Regions from separate parts of the Homo sapiens genome. Here region 1 is linked to region 2. A link is an interaction called in ENCODE POLR2A ChIA-PET data of the cell type or tissue named here. Cell type or tissue: HepG2. All regions are shown on one strand. Links, peaks and the distances in the headings refer to the core of each region. The heading gives the core; the rest is flanking DNA. Region 1 holds the start of LOC105375081 (a long non-coding RNA gene). Region 2 has its middle 36 kb from the start of ADGRF1.

Region 1 (10,486 bases), core at 3,251-5,750, 59 kb after region 2:
CCATGGACCTTTGCCACAGCTGGGCCCCTCTGTCTAAAAACTCTTCCACAAAGACCCAGATCACCCGGTCCCTCACTTCCTTCAACCCTTTGGTCAAATGTCACCTTTTCAGTGTGGCCCACCCGGCAAACCCTATTTTAAATTTAAAGTGTTGTGTCCCACTCTCCCTCCCCCTTAAATACACTTTATTTTCTTAAATAAAGTGGAGTGACCTTCTAGTATACTATGTAATTTACTTAATTTACTAGAGTTAGTATTTACTGTTCTTCTCCCAGCTAAGAGGTATGCACAGATTTTCATCTGTTTGTTCGGTATTCCAAAGACCTAGATCAGTGCCTGGAACACAATAAATGTTGGATGACGAAGGAAAATGATTACATCATATCCCATAGGTATGTGTTGCTATAATTTAGTCACTCTTGATAAGGAACTAAACAACAACAACAAAAGATCCCAACAAAGAACAAAGCACATCATGTAGAATAGAATGAGGAAATCATACAAAGCAGGACCAGATGCCTCAACTCTAACATGTATTAAGACTAGACCTTTTAAAATGTAATAAACACCACCTTCTCTGTGAGTGCTGTCCGGTGTTGGTGGTACCACTGGAATACTGGAAATAAATAACAATAACAGAATTAAATGCAAAATATCTGAAAAAATAATTAGGGTCAAGCCTCATGATTTAGGAAAAGTCATTCTTTTTTGTGGGGGAGAAAGTCTCACTCTATCACCCAGGCTAGAGCTCAATGTCGCGATCTCAATTCACTGCAGCCTCCACCTCCTGGGCTCAAGTGATTCTTGTGCCTCAGCCTTCCAGTCGCTGGGATTACAGGCACATACAGGCTAATTTTTTTTGTATTTTTAGTAGAGAAAGGGTTTTACCATGTTGGCCAGGCTGGTCTCTGACCTCAAGTGAGCCACTGCCTCGGCCTCCCGAAGTGCTAGGTTTACAGGCATAAGCCACCGCGCCTGGACTTAGGAAAAGTCACTCTTAACTCTCTGATCTCTTTTTGAGCTAGCTTTCTAAAAGCTGGGAGTTATCAATGCTAGCTCTATAGTGCTATGAGAAATAACAGAGCCAAGGGTCTTCGGAGAGGAGAAAAGGAGAAATACTAGAAAAGTCTATGTGAGATCAAACCCCTCCACCCTCCACTGTGCTAATTCTGCCAGCTAGTCACCTTTGTTGTAATTCATTTTGTTTATTGTTGCTCCTTTTATAGCCTCCCCATGCTGGGCAGTTGCTAGGGAAACAATAAAGGGTGTCAGATATGGCAAGGGTGAGGAAGGGATTAGAGTACCCACACTGCTGAGTGAAATTTATTTAGGTTACAGGAGGGGAGGAAATTCACTCCAGGAATTACTGTGATTGCTCTCATGTCTCCAACAGTCTATAAATATACATACCAGAGGTTCAAACCTCTCTCCTTGCTAGAGCTCAAGTGCCTTAAAAGACAATTGAGTCTGGTTGGAGGGAAAAGAGTCCCAGCAGGCATGCAACTGAAACATATTAAATTCAACGCAGTTGTTAAACACCTAGCTAGTATTTTAAATGTCTCCATCCAGGCGTATTTTTCTTTCTCATGCTCTCCACTGCCCTCAGGACATCAAATATTCTTTTGATATACACAAGACTATCACATAATTACTGCAGTATTACTCCGCCGAGACAGTCAGACTGGCAGCTAGCCCCTCTATTTGGGTTAAATATTGCCCAGCATCCCAAATTCTTCCAGATCCAGGGTTTTATCTCCTTCCAGGTGATGTGGTCTAGAAGTGAGAATGGGAATGGAACAAAGAAATGTCGTAGGATCTAATCTGGCTGTTTCCCTGGCAACTTACGGTTGAGTCAAATCCCAGCGCGGGTGGCTGAGTGGCACCTGTAAGAAGCAAATGTTGGGTTCATTCGTTCATTCATTCAATTCATCCAACAAATACTTATTAAACCTGTAATATGTACCGCAAATTGTGCCACCATGAGGGTAATGACTTTAATCTGGTGTTTCCTTAATGTTGTCATTGAACCATACAAAGATTCATAGACATAGACCCTACCCTTAACGATCATCTTCTCCTGTAAGCGAGACAGTGTTTACTTTTACAACTACAACTCAATGTAGAAAGTAATTGTTGCATAGGATTAACTTGGAGTCTTGTTATCTGATAAAGTGGTGTCAGAGAATCCAGAGAATTTCTGCCCAACTAGGGGTGAGAAAAGAGGTAGAGTGTGGGAGGATCAAGCCTTACTGCACAGATAACATTAAAACTACACTTTGGCTAGGCACGGTGGCTCACGCCTGTAATCTCAGCCCTTTGCCAAGCTGAGGCAGGTGGATCATTTGAGGTCAGGAGTTCGAGACCAATCTGGCCAACATGGTGGTGAAACCCCATATTCTACTGAAAATACAAAAATTGCCCCAGTGTGGTTGCACATGCCTGTAGTCCTAGCTACTCAGGAGGCTGAGGCAGGAGAATCACTTGAACCCAGGAGGCAGAAGTTGCAGTGAGCTGAGATGGCACCACTGCACTCCAGCCTGGGTGACAAAGCGAGACTCCATCTCAAAAATTAAAAAATCAAACATTAAAAAACAACAACATGTAAAAGGTGGATTTGGCCAGTCACGGTGGTTCACACCTGCAATCCCAACACTTTGGGAGGCCAAGGCAGGTGGATCACCTGAAGTTCGAGACAAGCCTGGCCAATGTGGCGAAACCCCATCTCTACGATAAATACAAAAATTAGCCGAGTGTGGTGACGGGCACCTGTAGTCCCAGCTACTAGGGAGGCTGAGGCAGGAGAATCGCTTGAACCCGAGAGAGAGATGTTGCAGTGAGCCGAGATAGCACCACTATACTCCAGCCTGGGCGACAGAGCGAGACTCCATCTCAAAAAAAAAAAAAAAAAAAAAGATGGATTTGCTGGTGAACAATAAAACGGGAAGTCAGAGGAAGAGAAAAGAAAAGGGAAAGAGAAGAGGAAGTGACATTTGTGTTCAGATCTATAGAAAAGCTGCTACAACCAAGATCAGTTCCTAAAAACCTAGAGAAATGTGTGAAGTTTGACCCCACTTGCACATTCCTTCCCCACTTGTGTCGGTGGCACACCAACACTCCACCCCAGCCCACTCCATTTTCACATCCTCTACTTTTCTAAAATTGGGAAGCTTTGAAGCCAGATTCCTTCTCCCATCCCCTCCCTTGCCTTTTCTTCAGTGTACTTTCACTCCCAGCCCTTTTCCCTTTACGGTCAGATAATCTATTCTCAGGAAATGACTCACACCAAGGTATAAATTACCAGTATTGACACAGCATGTTACACTTAAGCAGACTGTTCGCTTTACAAGATAAGTGGCCTTTATCCAAAGAAATGACGTTGGATCTCAGACTGCAGGGTGCTTGTAGGAGTGGGAAGCAAGCGTTGCTAGGAGGAATAGAAATTTTCATCTTTTCTGGATGTGGGGTCTACTCTCCCTTCTTCATGTGTCTATTTTGGGTCTTCCCTCCACTAAAGCTAAGCTCTCTGATGGCAGTTTTGTCCATCTGGTTAGAACAGTGCCTGGGCAATAGTAGATACTCAAAAAGTATTAATACTTGTTATTTTAGTGAATGTTTAGTAAATGGCTTTTAGTGAATGTTGTCTGTTTCTAGTGCCCTGCAGCACAGATCTGATAAACTGAGGGAGAGAAGGGTAAGTAAGAAAGCCTGAAATTTAAAAATAAATATAATTTTATTTTAAATGATGTACATGTTATTGTTGAAAAAACTTAAATACAGAGAAGCAAAAATAATAAAGTAAAAGGTATTCATAATTCTCTCTCCAGGATCAATACCTGTTAAGATAGTGATGTAAACCCATCCAGATTTTTACCCATATCTACGTATAACAAAAAAGCACACTGTATTTAACATTCTAAACTTGTTTTTTAAAATACAATAAATCAAGATCATCTTGCCATGTAATAACATATTTTGTGTCCTTTTAAATGACTGCCTAATAATAATCTAGGCTGCTAGATATACCAGCAGACCCTATTCTACCAATTCTCTACTGCTGGAATCAGGTTGTTTCCAACTTTTCACTAGTACTTGTAAAAACACAGCAAAGAATGTCTTTATCACAAAATCTTTGTGCTTATTTCCTCTTACAAGTGAAAATATTGTCATCATTACTCTTAAAACATTGACAATATTTATCAAATACACCCTCTGTGCCAGGTACTTTACAAAACATTATTTAATCCTCCCCCAAACCCTACTATTTACAGATGAGGAAACTGACTTTGGAGATGCTGAGTCATTTGTCTGAGGTTACCATTAGTCATGCCTTTAATGTTTTTGATACCTATTGGCAAATTGCCTTCTGGAAACAGGGTTTGGAATGCTGTAGGGAATACTAGAAACCTGTTGTTTCAGATAAATCCTCCATGAAGGAAAGATTACACAATCTCCTTTAGTGAGCTATTCCCGTTTTATCGGCCTGTCAACATTGTTTTCTCCATTATGTTTACCCAAAACCTTTGTGATAATATAATTACCTATACTACCGGGCAGTGAGGTATCTTTTTGATTCACAATCTCATCAGACTGTATTCCAGAGAAGCAGAACATTCTGGGGCTCAGAGTCCTAAAACATGGGTTTCAACCTGATTTTATCTTTCCTGGAGTGAGGTCCTGAGACACATCAGTTTACTTACCTAAGACTTGGCTTTCATATAAAATGGCAAAACTAATACGAACCTAACTGATCTCCCAGCGTTGTGATGGTGGGATGAGATGATGAAATTGAAAGAGCTTTGCATGCTGGAAAGAACAATAGAAATGCAAGGTATTGTAATTATCAATGGCATCATCATGATCATCTCCATCCTTAAATCTATTACCTTGCTCTTATTCAGGCCTTTGCTTTCTTAGACAGAACCAACTTGCTTTTTGATACCAATTCATATGTAAAACAAACATTTTATCTAAATTCATATAGAACAAAGGGAGGCATCTTTTACTGGCACCTGTTGGTAGCAAGCGTTAGGGAGCCTTGTTCTTTTGGACTAGTGACTGAGAGAAATGAAAGCTTGAGATAAAGATGTGGGTAGATCCTGAGAAGAGACAGAAAAGACCAGAGGCTGGGAGCCACAATTGAGAGAAGTGCCCATTCCCCAGGAAGCAACAAACGGTGGTGCTTTTACTAAGTGAAAACAATCAGAGCAAAATAAAATAAAAGATGGGAGGGAAAGGAAGATAAAAGAAGAAAATGGAAATCAGAAAGGAATGAACTGTGGTATTGAGGGATACTTGGGGTGACAGTTGGTAAGAAGGCGCAATTAATTGAAATTTAGACCAGGCTGATATAACTGGATCATACATTCCTGTGCCTGTATCCAGAGGATAGTGCATTCGAGAAAGTACTAATAGGGAAATGGAACCAGACCTGTATAAACCTTCGGGCTTCGACTATAATTAGGTTTGCATCTCATTGTCTTAATCTTTAAAAGAAAGAAGTTCCTGTACATATCTGGGCTTTCTAGTCCTGAATTCTACAATTATCTACAGTATTTTCTATCAAATTCCTTTGTCCACCAGGCTATGAAAATTTCTTCTTCTCTTTCCAATACTCTGGACTTTAAAATCACTGAAATCTCATCCTGAAGGGACAGAAGAGTCAATTTAGAGCACCCAGTATGTTATTCAAGTTGATGTGGTCCAAAGTGCATTTTGTCTTCCTGGAAACCACAACACAACATGAAATAAAGGCTTTACAGGAGAATCCATTCATACTGCCTACAGGGTCTGAGGATCTTGAGAAATCTACTGTGCAGAGAAGTTAAATTTTTAAATTTAATTTCTGCTTGCTAATTAGTCATTCCCAAATAAAAAGAAAAAGAGAGGTTAATCTAATACAGGCTTTGAAACAAAGCAGAAGATTAAAGTTAACTTCTCAGGAAGAATTCTGAGGACAGCACAAAGAGAAGGGAAAAATGGATAATTGATATCAAGCACGACTTCTCAGAAAAAAAAAAACTTGAATGATTGTAAATGGAACTATTCTGTGCCATAATTTCTTAAAGATGTATTTCCCCACTAAGGATGGATATGAGACTAATGGCTTTCCTTTCCTCTCTTTAATCAGAGAGCTAGATGTCATTTAACTGCCAAATTCTTGCAACGTTATTATTTGGGTTTAAAAAGGCAAAATGGCATGTTTCTACAAACGGTTTGAGACTGTAAAAATGCAAATAACTCAGCCTAATTTACAAATTGGTGGGCGAGGGGGCTGAGCCCAGAGAAGTGTTCAATCACTAATTTTCCCATTCTGCCAGAGCCAAAGAAGCTGTTGCATGGATCTCTGATTTTTTGCGTGGAAAACTGGCACTTGGTTTTCCAGCCTGTCATTTCAGATTGAAAAGCTTTGTCTTAAATCCTTCAGACATGAAGTTGGGCAATGATGCCTGTGAGTAAATTCAATTCCTGGAACCAAATAGATGAAAAAAAAATTATAATGATAGGAAGCTACGTGTCTTCAAAGTGGTATTTTAGAAAGAAATTTATTGGAAATGATGAGAACGTAATTTAAAAAGTGTATCATCTCGGTTATAGGAGCTGAGCTGGGTTTTACAGAGTTACCGCGAGGATTTCTGTTGTGGGAAAATACCCAGGAAGTGACTGAGCCCAGCCAGACGTCACTGGAGACATGCAGAAGAAAAGGCAAGATTGGTTGTGACTCTCCTCTTCTGGGAACATTCTAGAAAGGGGTAGCAAGGATGCTGAAACCAGGCCAGCTCCATAAGACCTCACTTTGCAGAAATAGAGAGAAGTAAGGGGTGTAGGTAGGAAGAACAGAGTGGTACTGAGAAGTCTCAAGGAAGAGAGCGAAGGGGAAGAGCAGCATAGAAAGTGTGGCTGCATTTGCGTGGTGGTCTTACTGCGTACAATGGTTGAGTTCCATGGTCCTTGTCAGCCTCCCTCACAGGGGGAATGCGCAGATCTCTGAAAAAAATAGCTCCCTCTTCAGCCTGCCCCGAAATCCCCACCTATTTCCACAACAGGGAGAATGCAAATTTTCCTGCGGAAAAGCAAATAAACTGTTTTTAGGAATGAATGTTGAAATAAATTAAACCTTGATGACTCATTCATGTCTTGGAAAATTTTTATTTACCAGAAGTTATCTCTTTTGCAGGAATTCTGAAAAAAAGAAGTATTTTTTATAATCCATTTTATTTAATTAATTAATTCATTATTTATTTATTTACTTTTGAGATGGGGTCTTGCTCTGTCTCCCAGGCTGGTGTGCAGTGGCACGATCTCAGCTCACAGCAGCCTCCACCTCCTAGGTTAAAGCAATTCTCCCACCTCAGCCTTCCTAGTAGCTGGGATCACAGGGGCATGCCACCATGCCTGGCTAATTTTTGTATTTTTAATAGAGATGGGGTTTCATCATGTTGGCCAGGCTAGTCTCGAACTCCTGACCTCAGGTGATCCACCCACTTTGGCCTCCCAAAGTGCTGGGATTACAGGTGTGACCCACTGCCCCTGGCCCATTATTTTCATTTCAATGGTGGAGAGAAGAACATGGGACAAACTTGTAAAGGGTTGTAGTCATGTATTTAACAAGTGTTTACAAGCACCCACTCTGCAAGGTCTTATACTTGAAGTAGAGACTTTCAAAGAGCCTTAAGGCACCATCACTGTCCTCAGGGTCTTACATCTCCTTAGAGATCTCAATAAAACCTGAACTGTATGGAAGGAAACACTCAACAGAAGGCAGGATATAAATCCCAAATGAAAAGCAGAAGGGGTTCTAAGTGCCAGAAGTCAAAGGGGAGAGAAGACCTTCAAGGAGGTTCACAGCTATCCCAAGAGAGGGGCTTAAGTACATTACTGCTAACAGCACAGACAATGCAAAAAGGGAAGGCGGGCGTGGGGCCAAGGAGGGGCTCAGGAAAAGGCTAGCTGGGGGATGAGGACACACAACACAGGAAAACAACCCATGGAATAAGAAAGAGAGCTCCTAGGGGGAATTCAAAGATGGGAACCAGACTTGAACAGACCAACAGCAATACTTTTAGCAATGCAATTTTGTCTAACAGAAAGACAGCGTACAATCTTGGAGTCAGATAAACAGCTATCTTGTGTTGGGCCCAGTGTAGCGCCTTGGTGTCCTCATTTGTAAAACTGGGATAAAAACCCTTATCTCAAAGGATAGCAAAGGATAAGTTACACAGCAATGGGTCTGACACATAGTGGGACCTTCACACAAGTTCAGTCCCTTCCTCTGACCTCCAGATCTTTTCATCCTGCTCCCCATCACACTCAATAAACTTGAAAAAGAAAGAACATTCACCATACTTTTTTGGTTAGGTTGATCCATAAATCACTTCTTTTTCTTTTTTAATAGGGACAAGGTCTTGCTATGTTGCCTATGCTGGTCTCAAACTCCTGGGCTCAAGTGATCCGCCTCAGTCTCCCAAAGTGCTGGGATTACAGGAGTGAGCCACTGCATCCATCCCCATAAATTGCTTCTATAAACGGTCTTTGGGAAAAGGAAATAGTGGAAGTATAAAAGTCTACTCTGAATATTTGGGGATATAACATCTCCTAGGATCTGTCCTTCAAGAAAAACCACTATTAGGAATAATATAGAAAACAAATATTTTATATGCACCCTGAATGGAGGGCATTATTAAATCCCTTGTTAAAGTTAGCACTTTCCAAGTAGGAATTTTGTTTGTAAAATAAGTTTTGCACAGCTGGTGTCAAACCCCTTTCCTTGCTCCCAATATTCTAATAATTGCAATCAGCTTTGGTGATTTCTCAGAGGTGAATTACAGTAACTCTTCCTCCAAGCCTTACAACAATTTTCCCTCATTTTTTATCATTATTACTCAAAAATGCTGATGCTTTTAAGAGGCAACTCCTCCATACAGTTAGGATTCTCCACCAACTCTGCATTCTTGTCTTCATCCTAAAGGCCATGTAGAAGGAAGAAGGTGATAGAAGAAGAAAATTTCACAGTAAAAGTCAAAATTTTACCTAGGTACTACCTTATATGTATTCAGCTTTGTGGGTTTTTGTTTGTTTTTTTGCAGTTAGCTTTTATGTCTTACATACAAGATTTGTAAATTAAGAACTAGTTTCTACATCCCTGAGGTTTTTGGCACCTGTTTTTTCCCTCCCTATATTACCACTACCATCACGATTCAATTGCTCTGGAAAAGATATCTGTCAATACTGTCAAAGAACAAAATTTCAACACATTGAGTTTTGAAGATTGAATTGACTTTTATTAGTTATCCATGCAGTGGGAAACCTCCCAGCAATGAAATAGAAAGACACTCTGCTGAGCAGAGAGGCTGGGCCTTATAGGCAGAAAAGCCTCAAGAAAGTGGAGACAAGGAACAAGAAGCAGATTTGTCATTTCCCTGTATGGGTTAAAGCAGAAGGGACTTCCTAATCATGCCGGCTCAGGTCTCCTTTTCTATTGGCTGTTGTGAATCTCCTGGGTTTTTGTTGGTGATGTTTTAAACTGGCCTAACCCCAGTGACTCCTTTCTGGTCTAGTCTGGTCTCTTGGGGCCTATTGTAGGAGCTCAGTCTAGAACAATGGCCTCTCATAAATTTTATTTAACCATACAAACTAAAATGTTTGCCTTTAGGGTTCTAGTTGATATATTTAGAAAATGTAATAAGAATTAATTACAATGAGGCTTCTTGTCACTATTAAGGCTTAGAAATCTTAAAGTAGGCTGGGCATGGTGGCTCACTTCTGTAATCTGAGCACTTTGGGAGGCAGAGGTGGGCGGATCACTGGATCCCAGGAGTTGGAGACCAGCCTGGGCAACATGATGAAACCCTGTCTCTACTAAAATACAAATACAAACCCTGTCTCTACAAAAATACAAATGTGGTGGCGTGCACCTGTAATCCCAGCTACTCAGGAGGCTGAGGCACGAAAATCACTTGAACCCAGGAGGTGGAGGTTGCAGTGAGCTGAGATTGTGCCACTGCACTCCAGCCTGGACGACAGAGTAAGACTCTGTCTCAAAAAAAGAAAAAAGAAATCTTAAAGTTTATCTCAACCTTCTTAAAACTCTACCTGCGTTTTAGATAAGCTTCTCCAAGATTTACTAGCTCAGCTCTGCCCAGTTATTAAACAGCTATGTATTCCTTTCGTTTGGTTAACAGCACACACATGTTTTCCTCCATTATACTTTTAAATAGAAACAGAATTTAATATTTAAAGAGTATGTCAGGAAAAAATGTGAAGAACTCTGAAATGAGCAAAAAAGTTATCTAATATTCTTCCAGTGGAATATTACATAGTGCCTAGTGCACCTTTCCCAGTTATCTGATTCTCTAAGAACTGAGCCATTTTACAACTTTAAAAATTGTAGAAAACTGATAGTAATGGAAATAAATCTTGCCCATAAAGATGTAAGAGAACTGTGTCCAGTAGAGATTCAATTGATTTCTCCGTGGTGAAAGTGGCCAGT
Region 2 (10,486 bases), core at 2,758-5,257:
GCTACTTGAGATTTGTAAGTTGCCCTTGTAAGACTGGAAATGCTAAGAGTCCATTCACTGATTCAGAGAAACATTTATTCCATTCTGGCACTGTGAAAAGTGCTGAAACAAAAATGAACAATGGTGGTAATAAAGGACAATGGCATCCAAGTTCAAGAATGTACAGAGTGCCATGAGGTTTAAAGGAGGGAATGGCTGTACCTGGAGGTAGGGGTGGGGTATTATTCAAGAAAAGCCTCCTAGTGGTTAGAGATGAAATAACCCTGGAGTTGGGTCTTAAAACACAGATTTTTAGGTAATGTGGCATAGATGAGGGTTGGGGGCAGAGAAAAATTGAGCAACGAGACAAATAAGGAAAGGTAAATAGAGAGAGGTCAATCTGGGCAAAGTGAAAATAGAGCATATGTTTAGCTTGTGGTCTGTGTGTTGTGGTGCAAGAGGTGTGGGTGAGAGATAAATGGAGAGCTGAGGGGCAGGCTGGGGCTAGATGATAATAGGGTTTTTTGCTTCCCCTGTGGAGTATGCACTGCATCCTAAAAGCAACAGGAAGCCATTGAAGGAATTTCACTCCAGCTGCTTTAAGGAAGATCGATTGCAGACACACACACACACACACACACACACACACACGCACACGCAAAAACCCAGAGGCAAGAGGAGCATTTTAATAATACAAGAAAAAGACAGGAACAGAGGAGGAGAGCACCAAATACATATCAGAGTTGCCAAGGAAGGTCAGGTCTACAAGATGTGGTAACTGACTAGGAAACCATAGGAGGTGAAGGAAAGAGGAAGAGGGAGGATGACCCCCAGGTTTCCGATTTAAATGGTGGTGTCATTCTGCAGATTGGGGTACAAGATTTATAGGAAAGGTAAGTGCAATTTGGGGTGTGTTGAGTTTGAGCTGCCAAGGGGAAGAGATCTTGAAGGAAACAGTTGGAACTTAGGGGGAAAGTCTGGGGTGGAGATATAAATATAGGGGCCATCAGTATGTAGGTAGAAGATGGAACCATGGACATGGAGGAAATTGCCACAGGAGATTGAGAAGGGATGAGACCCAAGGACCCTAAGGAATCTGGGGATGGGGGTGGGAAGGAATCATCAGAGAGTGAGAAGGAAAAGTATTCATCTTCGATGAATAGAAAAAGGCCATAAGGTACAAGGGGCTTAGGAAAGTTCATGATGCTTTAGAGAATATTTCAAACTTGTTCCTGTTGGGAACTTCAAGTTCAACTTCAAGGTCATTATATATGCATGCTGCTGTCAGCCAGAAGAGATGAAGGCTCCTTGGGTTGGGGTCAGGGTTGGAATAGGGTAGGGAGAAATTCTCGAGAAGGAGAAGTAAGAGGTGATGGTGTCATGGAAATCAAGAGTAGAATTTCAAAAAGTAATTGATGGAGACAAATACTATGTAAAAATCCAAACAAGGTGAGGCTAAAACAAGTCCTTTGCCTTTAACAATTAGAAGGTCATTTTCAAAATGTAACTGTATGAGATGATAGACCTGTTAATCTGCTTCACTGCAGTAACCATTTTACTATCTATCTGTTGCAAACCTCAAATATACATAACAAAATTTATTTTTTAAAAAAGAAAATAAAGAAGATATTTCGTGCCTTGTTTCAGAACCATTTCATTGGAATTGTGGGCTACGAGTGGGAGAGTTGTTGTGTGGGAGGCTGAGGGTTTAAAGAGGAAACCAATGTTGTGGAAAATATAGCCTGCAAAATGTAGGTAGGAGTAGACATGTCCAATAGAAAGGATCCTTTGAAGGACCTTATCCAGGAGGGGAAGGGAAGAAGGAAAAGTATTGGGGAAGAAGAGGAGAAAGACACAGGTTAAGTAAAGGTGAGGAGGGGTGTTTTTAAAAGATGAAGGAGGGCCGGGCGTGGTGGCTCACGACTGTAATCCCAGCACTTTGGGAGGATGAGGCGGGTGGATCACGAGGTTAGGAGTTCAAGACCAACCTAGCCAACATGGTGAAACCTAATCTGTACTAAAAATACAAAAATTAGCTGGGCATGGTGGTGAGTGCCTGTAATCCCAGCTACTCGGGAGGCTGAGGCAGGAGAATCGCTTGATACTGGAAGGCGGAGGTTGCAGTGAGCCGAGATCGCACCACTGCACTCCAGCCTGGGCAACAGAGCAAAGCTCTATCTCAAAAAAAAAAAAAAAAAAGATGAAAGAGAACTGAGCATTTTTATAGCACATGGAAATGGAGCCAGTTGAAAGAGAAAAGGACGATGCAATGGAAAGCAGAAATAACTTGGAACAAGTTCCTAGAGGAGACATTTGGATGAGGAATACAAGAGGCGGGACTAGCAGTAAACTGGAGAAAGACTGTCTTTGTGTGAAACTGAAGGAAGAGAGAGGCGGGGAGGAGGGGGCATATCTTCCATTTTCTCTCAGAAGTTGGAGGCCAGTAGCTCTTTGGCAGAGGAAGGCTTGAAGGAAAGGATGAAGGTTTAGGAGGGCAGATGTGGAAGGGATGTGGAAGAAACAACGTGGCCATTTTCATGATGGTTGGAATTAAACCCTCTAAATGAACAGGAACATTCTGTTAGAAAGGAAAAAGAAATGTGTTTAGGCTGCAGCCCCTGGGGGTGGTTTTAGCTTGAAGAAATCACCAACTTATTTGGAACCCCTTTTGCCCGTGATTTTTTCATACTTCTGTGTTCATTTTAATTAAACTGGCCTTTATTCTTGTGAGTAATCAAGGAATATTCTGAGATAAAGCATGTCACAGCATGCAAAACAGCAACACTCATTTCTCCCCCTGGATCTAGTCGGCAGCCACCAAGGGCTCACCACTCTATTAAAATGACACGGCCGTCATTTCAGTGAATTGCAGTATGTCTGGTTTGGCAATCTGCAGAGGTGATTAAGGATCCCTGTGAAAGAGATGAGGTTTCTGGTGCTGAGAGGAGCAGGTCTACTCTGTGTAACAGTATTGTGGCGGAAAAGCTCTGACAAGAGAGGGTACAACGTCCTTTTGGACACCAGATCATGGGGCCATGCAAGATGTTATCTGGGCTTGTTGGCCTTGGAAAAAAAGATGGTCTTGGAACAATTTGGGCAGGAAGACAATGGGATTCTTTATTTCTTGGCACAGGAATGAATGAATCTTTATCCCAAATGCAAAGCAGGCATTAAATTCAAGGACAATAAATGGTGAGACCAGCATTCCAGGAACAATCCCAGGCTTTCTCTGTGTGCTCACAGTGAAAACAGTCCCACAGGGCTTCAAAGAGACATGTGGATTTCTTTTTCTCTTTTTAAGTAAACAAAATTAAGAGAGAACACGCACTTCCTACAGCTGCGAATTGCCCAGAACTTCTCCCTACCCTATTCCAACCCTGACCCCAAACCATGGAGGCTTCATCTCTTCTAGCTGACAGCAGCATGCACATATAATAACCTCGAAGTTGAAATTGAAGCTATCCAAGCACCCCAATAGGAACAAGTTTGAAATATTCTCTAAAGCTTCATGTACTTTCCTAAGTCCCTTGTACCTTGTGGCCTTTTTCTATTCATCGAAAATGAGCATAAATTTATTTGAACAAACTACAATATTGATCATGTATGTTTACGAAAGTGATAAAGTTGAGGGGGATCAGACAGTTCACGCTGCAAAAGTATGCACTGTGATACTCTGAATAGCAAGCTCCTTGATGCATTTTTAAAATTGGTTTTTATTTATAGAAATGAATGAGTTCGGTCTTCGGTACAAAGGGTCATACCAGTATTCCTTTAGCTCAGCCTTCAGCTTGTGAAGGAGAAGCTTCATGCTAAAAACTGGCATTAAAAAACTGGTGCGAGTCAGGATGGGACCTGGAGTGAGCTGCCCCTTTACTTTCTACTTCCTCTCAGCCTGGCAGAATGCCATCCCCACAAAAAGTCAAGTCTTTGTAGAAGCCGGCAAGGCTCTTTGTGGAGTCACCTCTTGCCACTTCCCAGAAATCACTCTAGAGTCAGGGAATTGCAAATAAAGTTTGCTCCACATCACATGATCCCCTCCTCCCACAAACATCCCTCCTTGAGTCCCACGGTTTACATATCCCCACAAGGTCAACTCAAGGACATTTGGTCACATGCAGAGTTATAGAAACAGTACACATAGAGCAGGCTGTGCAGCAAGCTCAGAGATTAAATATTTTGCTAATTCCATGTAGGCTTTCACGTGGGACTGCTTCCCTTTGACAGAGAGTTATCCTTTTCCCAGAGCAAGAGTAAAATGTGACCAATCCTTCAGGGCAGACAATTCTAGTTCAGTTCCATGAGTATTTCTGCAACAGATCTAGCATTTGTTGAACATAATGAGGGACAAAAGAAATTAAAAACCAGGTCTGGACTTCGACGATCTTATAATTGAGATTAAAGATAGGAAACATGCACATCTATGAAATAGTTTATTGATTTATTCATGCAATCAACAAAATTCTATCAAGAATCTGCCTTGTCACAGGCACTATGCAAGATACTGGAGAAATAACAAATACATAAGTTTTGCTCCTGCCTTCAAAATGCTCTCAGTGTGACTGATGGAAACAGAATCATCAGTATAGGGATCAGCAGTGGCAGGAAATAGAGGCAGAAATAACTTACATATCCAATAAATACTGAAGGAGTTCACTGCAGAAGAAATGAGCAAGTGCATCAGAAATCAGGTAAAACAACATGGACGAATAGAACTTAGGGTTTTCTTTTTTTTCTTTTAAATTTTATTGTGGTAAAAATACTTAACCTGGGATCTATCTTCTTAACACATTTTAGTGTATAATACAGTATTGTTATCTATAGGCATGATGTTGCACACTAGATCTCTAGAATATATTCTTCTTATATAACTGAGACTGTATACTGTATACCCAATGAACAGCAACTCCTCGTTTGCCTCTCCTCCTAGCCCCTGGCAACCACAATTCTATTCTGTGCTTCCATGAATTTGACTATTTTTCAGATCCTTCGTATCAGTGGAATCATGAAACATTTGTCCTTCTGTAACTGGATTATCTCGCTTAGCCTAATGTCCTTCAGGTTCATCTGTGGTGTCACATATTGCAGGATTTTCTTCCATTTTAAGGCTGAATAATATTCCATATTATGTGTATAGCCCATTTTTTAAATCCATTTATCCATTGATGGACATTTCTGCATTTGGGCTATTGTGAATAGTGAAGTAATTAACATGGGATTTCATGTTTGGAGAGATAGGCTTTGAAGTGAATGTTAAAGGATAGTTAGGTTTAGATAAGTAGAGAGAAGAGGTGAGGCACTTCAGTAAGAAAGAATCAAAATAAATGATGTTACCAAGAAGTCTGTGAGCATGGTAGCTCCCAGGATAGGAGAATGAAGTAAGAGCTGCAGTGAACCACTATACATATTCGTAGCTCTTTAAAATGCAGTGAAGTATCCTGCTTCACACTTAGGCAATTGGTCACAAAAAGGTTAGTGAACTGACTATTAAAATATAATATGAGCATATGTATAACACTTGCAGTTCTGTCTCTTATTTCCTGTATATCTTTGGATCAGTTATTTAATTTCTTTGAGACTCATTTGCCTCAATCATAATATTACCTGTTACCAAATAAGCTTGTTGTGAGAACTAAGTAGGTTATACATGAAATATAATTCAAACAGTGCCTGACATATAATATGTACTCAATAGACATTATTATTAAATATAGAAAAAGTACTCGGAGGCTGGGCGTGGTGGCTCATACCTGTAGTCCCAGCACTTTGGGAGGCCAGGCGGGCAGATCACTGGGGCCAGGAGTTTGAGACCAGCCTGGCCAACATGGTGAAACCCAGTCTCTACTAAAAATACAAAAATTACCTGGGCATGGTGGCACATACCTGCAATCTAAGCTATTCAGGAAGCTGAGGCAGGAGAATCACTTGTACCCGGAGGCAGAGGTTGCAGTGAGCCAAGATCATGCCACTGCACTCCAGCCTAGGCATCAGAGTGAGACCCTGTCTCAAAAAAAAAAAACAAAAAAAAGTACTGAGAGATATGGTAATAATGGCTAACACTTATTGAGTGCTTACTATAAGCTGGGGAATTTACTAAATGCTTTACAAGTATTAGATAATTTCATGTATAGTAAAATATTAACAAGATATGTCTGGGCAGCAGAGCCATCAACAGATGGCTGGGGAAGATTTCTCCCTGACTCTGCCTAATATCTCCCGTTTGTCCCTGTTTTAGATCAGACACCTAGATGCAGCGTTTGAGACAGGGATTTCAGCACATGCGATTTATTGAGGGGAGTCTCAGAAGAAAGGGAGAGCAGGAAGGAGACGGAGCAGGGAAAGAGCTAGACAAGAATGTCCTCACCTGAGCTCCGGCTTCACCCTAATCTCAGGGAGCGTGAAATGTACCCCAGAGTTGGTTCTGCTTCAGGCAAGGGGACCACCTATGTACCGCTCATTGGCTGCAGGCTGCCCCTGGGCTGAGGGTGGTGAACGTAACCTCCCTTGGGACTCCAGTCAGCCTATAGTAATTCTCTGAAGGAAGAAGGAGCAGCTGTAAACTGTTAGCAGCCCACACTCTTATCTGGTGAAGGATGGATACACTGGCTCAGTAAAAGGGACCTAGGTGCTGGGTAAAAAACCACCCCAAACTTAGTCACGGAAAACAACAGCAATCATTCATTTCCCTTACGAATCTACAATGTGAGCAAAGCTTGGCTGGACAACTTGTCACTATATTACATGGTATCAGCTGGTGTAGCTTGAACACTCGGGGGTGACGATGACTGCTGAGGACTGAAGTCATCTGAAGGCTCACGATGGTGTTGGCTTTAGGCTAGAACACCTATACGTGGTTTCTCCACAAGGTGGCCTCTCCTCCTCATGGCTCTGGATTCCAAGAAGGAGCATTTCGAGAGAACAAGGGGAACGCACTTGGTATTTTTATGACCTATCCTTGAAAGTCACAGTGTCACTTCTGCCTTACTGTATTGGTCCAGGCACCCATAAAGGACCAGCCAGATTCAAAGAGAAGTGCTATGGACTGAATGTCTGTGTCCCCCCAGAATTCATATGTTGAAGTTCTAGTCCCTAGTGGGATGGGATTTGGAGGTAGGAGCCTTGGGAGATGATTAGATTTAGATAAGGTCATGAGGGCGAAGTACCCATGATGGGATTGGTGCTCTTATAAGAGAAAGAAAACTGAGCCCTCTGTCTCTCCACCACTTGAGGACACCGTTAGAAGATGGCTGTCTGCGAGCCAGGGAGAGGGCCTCCACCAGAAGCCAGCCATGCCGGCATCCTGATCTTGGACTTCCCAGTCTCAGGAACTGTGAAAAATAGACGTCTGCTATTTAAGCCACACAGTCTATAGCATTTTGTTACAGCAGCCTGAACTAAGATAGGAGGTGTGTTAGTCTGTTAGGGTTACTGTAACCTAATACCACAGACCAGGTGGCTTAAACAATAGAAACTATATTTTCTCACAATTCTGGAGCTGAAAGTCCAAGATTGGGGTGTTGGTAGGGTTGGTTTCTCTGGGGGAACTCTCCTTGGCTTGCAGATGGCCACCTTTTTACTGTGTTCTCACATCATCATCTCTCTGTGTGTATACATGTCTAGTGTTTCTCTGTGTCTCCAAATTTCCTTTTCTTATAAAAACACTAGTCCTTATCTGGGTACAGTATCTCATGCCTGTAATCCCAGCATTTTGGGAGGCCAAGACAGGAGAATTGTTTGAGGCAGGAGCTAGAGACATAGCTAGCAACATAGCAAGACCCCATCTCTACAAAAAATTTTTTAAAAAATAAGCCAGGTCAGGCGTGACAGCATGTATTCCTAGCTACCCTGGAGGCTGAGGCAGAAGGATCACTTGAACACGAGGTTGAGGCTGCAGTGAGCTATGGTCATACCACTGCACTCCAGCGTGCAGACTGAGAGTGAGATTCAGTCTCTTAAAAAAAAAAAAAAAAAAGACACTAGTCCTTATAGATAAGAGCCCACCCTAAAGACTCATTTTAATTTAATCACCTCTTTAAAAACCTTAATTCCAAATAAGTTTGTATTCTGAGGTACTAGGTGTTAGGATTTCAACACACAAATATTTGTGGGGGGCACAATTCAGCCCATGACAGACAGCAGGAAACACAGACTTCACCACTCAGTGGCAGGAGGGCCAACATCACATTGTAGGAAGAACATGTGGGATAAGATATATTGTGGGGACCTTTGGAAAATACAAACGATCTCAGGCACCAACATTTACTTCAGTGCCTTAGCTTTTCGTCTTTCATCTTTGATTAGAACAAACCTCAATAAAAGTAAAATGTTTTGCAAAGAAACATTGACTCAGTTCTCTATAGTTGTCACTTTCCAACCAGTTTGCTGTCTTCCTACACAGAAATTCTGAAGCCACTACTCTCTTCTGGGTAATGGAACTATGAGTGCTGTGTTATTTTTAATAATAGTATATTCTTATAGATAGATTGTATGTTACATAAAGTGCATATATTTGTAAAAAAAAAAAGTTATAAAAATAATGCATTGATGAAATGTGGCATTGGTAAAGTACTACTTAAACTCCCAACCAGAATCTAAATTGTAGCAAATTGAGACTGCCGTATTCACTGTGTTTCAGAAATAAAGTCCCCCTCATATTGGAAGATTGTTATCTTTAAAAAAAAATTTTATTGTTCTTTATCGGATTAGAACTTAATGCAGGTTTGGCAATCACTGTTGATTGGCTATACAATGTTCTCTATCTTTCCTAACACACTTTTTATGTTTTATTACAACATTTTTAAATTAAGAATACATTTTTAGAATTAAAAATTAACAAATCATAAAATTATACACAGTGAACAATCTTCTTTCCACCTTTGTCATTTGCTCAGTTTCCAATACTCTTTTTATTTTTTTTTTGAGATGGAGTCTCGCTCTATCACCCAGGCTGGAGTGCAATGGTGCAATCTAGGCTCACTGCAACCTCCACCTCCCGGGTTCAAGTGATTCTGTCACCTCAGCCTCCTGACTAGCTGGGATTACAGGCACCTGCCATCATGCCCAGCTAATTTTTTTGTATTTTTGTAGAGATTGGGTTTCACCATGTTGGCCAGGCTGGTCTCGAACTCCTACCTCAGGTGATCCGCCTGCCTCAGCCTCCCAAAGTCCTGGGATTACAGGCATGAGCCACTGTGCCCAGCCAGTTTCCAATACTCTTCTTAGTGTATCTTTCCAGAATTTTATTGCATTTCAAGAAAATGTTGTCCTCCTTTTTCACAAAATGTAGCTCATTTTACACATTCTTCTATACACTTTGCCTTTGTTGCTTTATATTTTAGAGATCTTTCCATATAAGTTCATAGATATGCATACATCTGTGACACATGTAAGCATAGCAGATTACCCTCCATAGAACTGGCCCAACAGAATGTATTGTCACTTTTGTATTTTTGCAAATCTGATTGGTGAAAAATGGTATCTTTGTGTAATTTAAATTTATATTTATCTTACTCTGAGTGATCATGAGCATTATTTTATACATTTAAGAGTTATTTGAATTTCCTATTTTATGAACTGTCTATTTTTTTAACTCATTTTTTATATTGGCTTACTGGTCTTGTAAAAATTTTAGTTCTACTATCCTTTTTTATATAGAGAAATTCGCCCTTTGTCAGAAATATGAGCTCTGGCTGGGCGCTGTGGCTCATCTCTGTAATCCTAGCACTTTGGGAGACCAAGGTGGGTGGATCACCTGAGGCCGGGAATTCAAGACCAGCCTGACCAACACGGAGAAACCCTGTCTCTACTAAAAATACAAAATTAGCCAGGCTTGGTGGCACATGCCTGTAATCCCAGCTACTTGGGAGGCTGAGGTAGGAGAATCACTTGAACCCAGGAGGCAGAGGTTGCGGTGAGCTGAGACCATGCCATTGCACTACAGCCTGGGCAACAAGAGTGAAATTCCGTCTCAAAAAAAAAAAAAAAAAGAAAAGAAAGAAAGAAAAAAGAAATAAGAGCTCCATTCTACTTCTAAACTTCAATTTTGTTAGGTATTAGACTAGTTAAAACATCCTGATGCACATGCTTACTATGAAAACCTTAGAAAACGGAAAAAGAAAAATAATCAGCATAATCCCATAAAACAGATCCAATTGTTGACCTAAGCAACCTTTTCTTGACCTATTTCTCTAAAGAGATGAGAGTTACAGAAAAAGGAAAGGAGGGAAACATTTACTGAGCATTTACTATATGAATTTTATTCACATAATCCCATTTATAATCCTTAGAACAGTTCTATCAGATAACTTATTTCCATTGCATAGCTAAGAAACTTGAAGTTCGGATAGGTTTAAAAAACTGGATCAATATCACACAGCTAGTATTCTGAAGAAATCTAGTTCTTAAGAACTGGAACTGGAGTTCCAACTGGGAACAGCCAGACCCTAAAATTCCTGTTTGTCCCATAGTTCTTGTTGCATTCCCAGCCCCTGTGTTTTAAGAGTAGGCTGTT

Evidence for each region. ChIA-PET counts read pairs that join two places held together with the same protein. Peaks named below come from ENCODE experiments on the same cell type or tissue, not always from the same donor. Only the 100,000 strongest peaks of a DNase experiment are listed, where the experiment ranks them.
Region 1: POLR2A ChIA-PET joins it to region 2 with 13 read pairs; 4 of 35 experiments call an interaction of 5 or more read pairs at or near these places.

What each region holds. Positions count from the first base shown.
Region 1 is chr6:47,131,587-47,142,072 of GRCh38, forward strand. It overlaps LOC105375081 (a long non-coding RNA gene), which reads right to left and starts at 7,110. Exons shown (of 5, transcript XR_926864.3): 1 at 6,928-7,110; 2 at 4,741-4,803; 3 at 1,846-1,883; 4 at 573-616. In HepG2, for the core only: no CTCF peak of the experiment used is centred there; DNase peaks (open chromatin) are centred at 3,255, 4,365 and 5,705; H3K4me3 peaks cover 383 bases.
Region 2 is chr6:47,072,999-47,083,484 of GRCh38, forward strand. No RefSeq gene overlaps it. Among named protein-coding and RNA genes, the nearest start is that of ADGRF1, 36 kb to the left of the region's middle. In HepG2, for the core only: no CTCF peak of the experiment used is centred there; DNase peaks (open chromatin) are centred at 3,163 and 4,003; H3K4me3 peaks cover 928 bases.